Regions from separate parts of the Homo sapiens genome. Here region 1 is linked to region 2. Evidence: chromatin contacts called from ENCODE Hi-C data. All regions are on one chromosome and are shown on one strand. The core of a region is the stretch at or near the end of the contact, and the rest is flanking DNA. Distances in the headings are between cores, read along the strand shown. Region 1 overlaps LOC124901744 (a long non-coding RNA gene). Region 2 holds the start of PAX4 (paired box 4).

Region 1 (3,315 bases), core at 524-3,023, 600 kb after region 2:
ATAAATTCTTCTACAACTAGGGTTTTCCAGAATCTGACCTAGTGGCCAAGAAGAAATGACTGGTATGTGTGTTACAGGATGGAGTCGGGTATGTGTGTGTATGTGTGTGTGTGTCTGTGTTTGTAGCTTTGTACCAAAGCCAACAAGAAAGAACTGGAAGGACAAGACTTTCCATAGCATCTTTTAAATGATGCATCAAACCCAGGAAAGAGGGGTAACCAGTGTGACCCAGAATCCACTCTCAAGCTATAGGTCCTTTCCTCCCCCTCTTATTTGTTGGGGGTCAAGGGGGAGTTGTCCCAGGACATTACTCTGTGGCTCCATCTTCCCTGCTCCCCAAACCCACCAGACTCCAGACACTTCTCTAAGCTGTGTAAACCTAGGGGTGAGGGAAAGAGGTACTCTGTGCAGAGGAGGGGCAGCCCCATGTGTTCATCTGGGGTAAAGGGCTGACTTTTGGCCCCAGGCCTAAGAGCTCTCTGTCCATGCCAAAGATTCCTCCTGCATCTGGGCCTGTGGGGTTGGGAGAGCTGCCAAAATCCTAGACTGGGCAGTGACAGTGGAGAGCCTATATCTTGGCCACTGAGCCGATTCCTCAGCCCCAGGACCATACAGAAGTTGTCTGGAATTCCTTCCCTCACAGGCCCTGAAGCAGGAGCCTCCAAGGCCTCTGAAGTTGACTTGAGAAAAGGGGATGGGGGGATAAGGAGGGGGATAGGGATTCAAGGGACCACCACAAAGTTGCCTAGCTCAAACCAAAGACATTTCAAGAGGCAGGAACCTGAAGTGAATGAAAAAGCACAATTCACAGTTAAGCGAGAGTAGGGAGGGCCCTGACCCAAAGACTATTTTTGTGTTTTTTGTTTGTTTTTTAGGGTTTTTTTGAGATAGGGTCTCACTCTGTCACCCAGGCTGGAGTGCAGTGGTGCAATCACAGCTCACTGCAGCCTCCACTTCCGAGGCTCAAGCAATCCTCCTGCCTCAGCCTCCCCATAGCAGGGACCACAGGCACACACCACCACACCCGGCTAATTTTTAAATTTTTTTGTAGAGAAGGGATCTTGCTATGTTGCCCAGGCTGGTTCAAACTCCTGGGCTCAAGCAATCCTCCTGCCTTGGCCTCCCAAAGTGCTGGGATTACAGGAGTGAGCCACTACTCCTTTCTTTCTTTCCAACAGAAAGACTATTTTTGGATGGGATTTCTCCCCCAGCAAACACTTGAAGTGTGACCTACAGGAGTTGTTTGTTTGGAGGGGGGCATTTGTCCTTTATCAAAAAGATGAAACCTGGTTGGGTGTGAGTTTCTTGCCTGTAATCCCAGCACTCTGGGAGGCTGAGGCAGGAGGACTGCTTGAGGCCAGGAGTTTAAGACCAGCCTGGGCAACATAGGGAGACCCTGTATCAACAACAACAAAAAATTAAAAATTAGCCAAGCATGGTGGTGCACACCTGTAGTCCCAGCTACTCAGGAGGCTGAAGTGGGAGGATCTCTTGAGCCCAGGAGAACGAGGCTGCAGTGAGCCATGATCACACCACTGCACTTCAGCCTGGGCAAGAGAGTGAGACCGTATCCCAAAAAGGAAAACGATAAAGCATGAACATCTTGGCGTCCTTGTTCCACAGACTCCTTTTGGCCCAGAACAGTCTGCCCTTTGGGCAGCAGGTGGCTTGCTTCAGCCTGGAGGCCAGGAGGCCTACTCAGGCGCCCAGGGCGATTCACCAAGGGACCTCACCTCTGAGCCCCGCCTACCACCCAATGAGGACGCGCGGACATGACGTCACTGCATCCTGTTGCCCAGCCCAGACCAGGAGAATGGGACAAGCTGGAGAAAAGAGCCAGTGGAAGTGCCAGATGCCAAGAGAGAAGTTGGGGGAAAAAATGGTGGAGGGCAAATGAGTCAGCAGCAAGTTTAAGCAATGAACCATTGCATCACGGGGTGTTTCTCAAATTCTTGTCTACTTTTAGAAAAAGTACGCAATGACATTCAGTGGGCATCTTGATTCTGAAATAGCTAAAGAAAATGTTAAAAATGCAGTGGGTGAAGATGTGCCCACATTAACCTCTTTTCTAAAACAACAGTTGACAATTGTGCTACATGTCCTTAAGCAAATCTTTTAGCCTGCCTGTTCCTTAGTTTCCTCATCTGTGACATGAGGGGAATGTATGAAAAATATCTCTGGAGATTCCTTCCAGTCTAACATTCTGTGGTTTGATGATTGATACTATGCTCACATTCTTAATACTCAGGCTGTGTCTACACAGTGCCAAGACAACTAGCTAATTCAGTGAGTATGGACAAAATGTTCTTCCAATCAATTCTTTGGCACGCTGTAGACAAATTGGCACTTCTTTTCATTTTACAACTGGTTGCTCCGGCTTCTTCTTGACCAGTGCTTCTTCAATGGTGGTATCCTGACATGCTGTATGCCTGGAGCACTTAGGAGGTGTGTCCTAGGCAGTTGGCTATGGATAATGAACTGTTGAGGTTCTCAAATCGTTGATGACTTTTTTTTAATCAATTAGAACAGATTCAATATGGTCCTATAGTAATGCCCCTGCTGCTTAGTTGCAATCCGATATGCCTCCCTGAAAGGAAGAAGTGGTGGAATTACAGCTGCCGGACAGAGACTGCCTGTAGCCCTGACCCTGTTGGATGCCCATGGGAGGGTGTCATGTGTTGTGCATGTGAATGTCATTTATCATCTGCAACACAGCACTTGAGAATGACTGATGGAAACCCCTGAGACATGGTCGGACATCAAGGCACTGGAGACTCAGGCCCTGGAGAAATCTGAGCCAGCATCCTATGACGCAGGTGCAAACCAGGAAGAGTACAGAATGGAGGGCCTGTTCATTATGCCTGTCTCTTGGTCCAAAATGAATGATTTCACCATAATCTGTTCATAGCTGGGGAAGGAAAGGGGGCGTGAAATAGCGTTTATTAATCATGTAGGGGCCAAGCCCAGTGCCAGACACTCGTGGCAGGTTTTAGTGTTGCTCGCCATGTACTTTTTATTCTCAGCTGTCCAGGGGGATTACACTTCCTCCCTCTTGTGGTTTGGAAGAGTAATGTAAAATTCTGGCCAATGGGTTGTGGGTAGAAGTGACATGTACCAACTGAATGCCAGGGCATTTCGCTGATAGTTTTAGACCCTCCAGAGCTCCCTCTCCCTCTAGCATGGGAACTGGCAACAGTCTGGTGGCTCTTCCATCACCAGCTGGAATCCTGGAATACTAGGAAACCGAGCTCCGAGAAGAGACATGAGGCGTGTGTATCATGCATTGCACGTGAGGATGGAGTAAAACTTTGTTGT
Region 2 (3,164 bases), core at 336-2,835:
GGACTCAGCTCTAACCCACCAGGCATTGAGGCTCTGGTCCTACACACTGGGCATAGAGATGAACACGCCTGAAGAGCCGGCTTCTCCTAGGAGACGCATCTCTTAGCATCTCTAACCTGCTGAGATTGTTCATTCTGTTCATTCTCTGAAGAGTTCTAGATCTCACAGTGAAGCTTCAATTTCAGAGACGATGTTTCTGGTATCAGACACTCATTCATTCAACTAACATTTATCAAAGGCATATTGAAGGGAATGAGAAGCAGGAGAAGACTGTCCGCTGAGCAACATAGAAACCGTCATGAGCCCAAGCGAGTCTCTGAGCAGCAAGGGACACAGGTCCCACAGGCCACCATACCTCTTCTACTTTCATTAGTAATCAATGGGAGTTGAAGATGCCTCCTTTCATGCCTGGAACCCTGGTAGTGCTGGAGATCACCCCAAGGAACAGCTTATGCACAGAACTTTCTTATAATAAGCGTGCCATCTGGGCTTAGTTAATTCATCTGCAGTTGTATGCTGAATAAGATATTAAGCATGAGCACATTGCTGGTTGTTCAGGATGAAGGCAGTAAACAGAAAAGGGTAAAGTCTTTGCTCTCCAACACATTACAGAGCAACTGGAGAAAAGAGACTAGCACCAGTGAAACAAAGAATTACAAAGAGTTTGGAATCCAGAGTCTACTTATTAAGTTCAGTCGCTAAATTGGCTTTTACTCACTTGTTTCTAGGTAGGTAGAGGCACAGACCCCTTCAAATTCTCATCTTTCCAAAAAGTCGGGAAAGAAGGCAGAGGTTTTCCAAAGAGAAAACTGAGGCACAGATTGGCATTGCCACAAGTCAGGGGCTGTCCAGAGAGTAAAATTCAAGGTTTAGAAGCCAGTTCCTCATCAGAAGCTACAATTTCTGGCTCCTAATCCTGGGCTCTCTTTCTCTGCTCCCACCCCTGTTTCATGTTTGTGTAATTGCCACAAAAACAATGGAGAGAGGAGAATCAAGCAGGGACTGTAAAGGGCTGTGCCAAGACAGGGTGAAGGAGCTCAAAATATCAGCCAAACCCTAAATCCTTGATGGGACTCAGTTCTCCTAAGTGACCAGAATTCAAAAGAGCAGTAGGGATGCAGGTTCAGTATCCAAACCTAAATAATCTCCAAACCTAAATCATTATGCCCCAACTCACAAACAGAAACCCCATTCCCAATAGCCACAACACACATTCCCAACATTCATATTAACATGTCTGAAAAAATAACTGGTGCTTGCAAGATGGAAAAACAGGAAAGGGGGTGGAAGGGGCAGGAGGGTTGTAGCTGCAAAGGCAGAGTGGGAGAGAAGTTGGGTTTGGCCACACAGAGGCATGGAGACAGCATGAGAGGCAGGGCAGACAATGAGCCTGCAGGTGAGCTACCTGTGTGGAGGAAATGAGGTGGGAGCTTCAGTGGGAGGTCTCAGCTTCTGAGACCCCTGCAGGCTCCAGGGGTGGTGATGATCTGGTCTTGGTAACAGCCTCCACTCTGCTCCTGCTTCAGTCCTGCCAGGGGGTCCAGAGCTATAGAGAGCCCGTGCTCAAGAGCAGAGGGCAGCCTTCTGGGAGTAGCCAGTGATGTCACAGGCCATGAGCAGAGGAGAGAGGAGGAGGGAGGTGTGCATGGGCTGACTGACACCAGCCCTGAGGCAGGGCAAACCACAGCCAATGACCCACTGTGTCCTTCCATGGGGAATCCTCAGAGCCCACTTTGTGTCCACCTACCACCCGGAAGCAGGGACAGAGCCATTCTCAGACAGGCAAAAGTGTACCCACACAAGCACCAGTACTCCTGAAGGGCATGCTGAGCATGGAAGATGGGGAACTTCAGGTTGTGTTCTTAAGGCTTTGAATACACAGAAGCAAAAAGATGCCTTCCCGAACCACCAACACAGCTTCCCAGCCAGAATGCACATACATGGGCTTTGGGGTCAACTCCTGAGTCGTGTGTGTTGCTATAAAAGATAAATGAGTATACAGACTGTTGCCTAAATACTGACTGAGTTGGCTCCTAGCACTCTGAGATAATGAGAGTGAATGGAGAAGAGTGTGAAGAGTGTGTGTCACCTAGCACCAGCTGTCCCCAGAGAGTGTCCTAACCAATTCTCCAATTGACTCCTTGACTGAGGTGACACCAAGGGTGAATTCTTGCCTGGAAATGGAAGGATCCTGGACTTCAGAACACTGACAATGGTAGTGGTGGTGGAAATGAGCCTCAGGATAGTCAGAGATGCATGTGGGTGTTTATAAGGAGGCTTGCAGCAGGATTTTCCTTCTTCCATCTTTAGATGTTAGCAGGCTCCATTCTGTTAGGGATTTGATGCTTTTAGACTCTAAGTTAGTAATGGCACTGCTGTTTCCACAAAAGACACCACAGGTTATCTGGGTCATTGGCGAGGTCAGAGGTATCAGTAGCTGGGCAGGTGGTGCCTGTGGAGTGGGATGCTGAAAGTGAAACACAGCCTCTAGTGCATGTAAATTTTGTTGCCAGTCATCAGGGTCTTGGGCAGATGGTCTTTGGGTCCATTCCACACCTCAGAGTCTGTGAAACCATTGCAAAAGTTAGACTGGAAGTAAGCAGGGTGTAGGGCAATAAGACTAGTCCCAGAAATCAGAGAATGGAAGACGTATGTCATTGGTAAATGTTTTGAGGTTTTGGGGGTGAAAGTGGTTGTTGTGCATTCAGCTTGATCCTAGGGTTGGGAACTCTTGCTCTCAAAGGCCAAATATCACATAAGTGAGTTTTCCACTTTACCCTGATACATACTCTCTTCCTCTTCCACCCTCCTCCAGCATCCTCAGACTGGTCTTGGGGTACAGGGGAGACTGCAGAGGGTGATTTCAGGACCTCGGGCAGGATAGCATTTGCCCAAGTGTCCTTACAGCCCATTCCATCCCCGGGGCAGCTGGGGACTGCTGGTCACTCTACTTAGCCATGCTTGGGTGGGAGGAGGTCCCCAGTAAGGCCTGTGGTAGCCCTGCTCCTAGTCCCCCATTCCTGCCTCATCCCTCCCCGCTAGATCTGCCCCTGCGTCTAGGGGCTCAAGGCTTATGTCCTGACCAGCTATTCCTATAGACAGCTGCATGAGGGTGGAGATAGGGGTATCAGGGGGAGCAGGGACAAGCCCTAGCAGATGGTGGT

The links. A loop is a pair of places that touch in the nucleus more often than their neighbours do. Pooled maps may share reads with other maps.
Region 1: a loop to region 2 is called in a map of ovary, with 2.8 times the contacts of the local background. The contact joins the enhancer-like site here to the promoter of PAX4 in region 2. A Hi-C loop is called at or near these places in 2 of 168 maps with a recorded cell type or tissue (naive thymus-derived CD4-positive, alpha-beta T cell and ovary), 9 of 37 single-sample maps with no recorded cell type and 11 of 50 pooled maps.

The regions. Positions count from the first base shown.
Region 1 is chr7:128,215,423-128,218,737 of GRCh38, forward strand. The region is part of intron 1 of LOC124901744 (a long non-coding RNA gene); the gene reads left to right. Among named protein-coding and RNA genes, the nearest start is that of MIR129-1, 9.2 kb to the left of the region's middle. Within about 2 kb of position 1,774, at least 4 of the 41 ENCODE cell types and tissues checked have a DNase peak (open chromatin) inside an H3K27ac peak, as active enhancers do.
Region 2 is chr7:127,616,557-127,619,720 of GRCh38, forward strand. It overlaps PAX4 (paired box 4), which reads right to left and starts at 1,586. Exons shown (of 12, transcript NM_001366110.1): 1 at 1,406-1,586; 2 at 719-844. RefSeq lists a promoter at 1,503-3,164.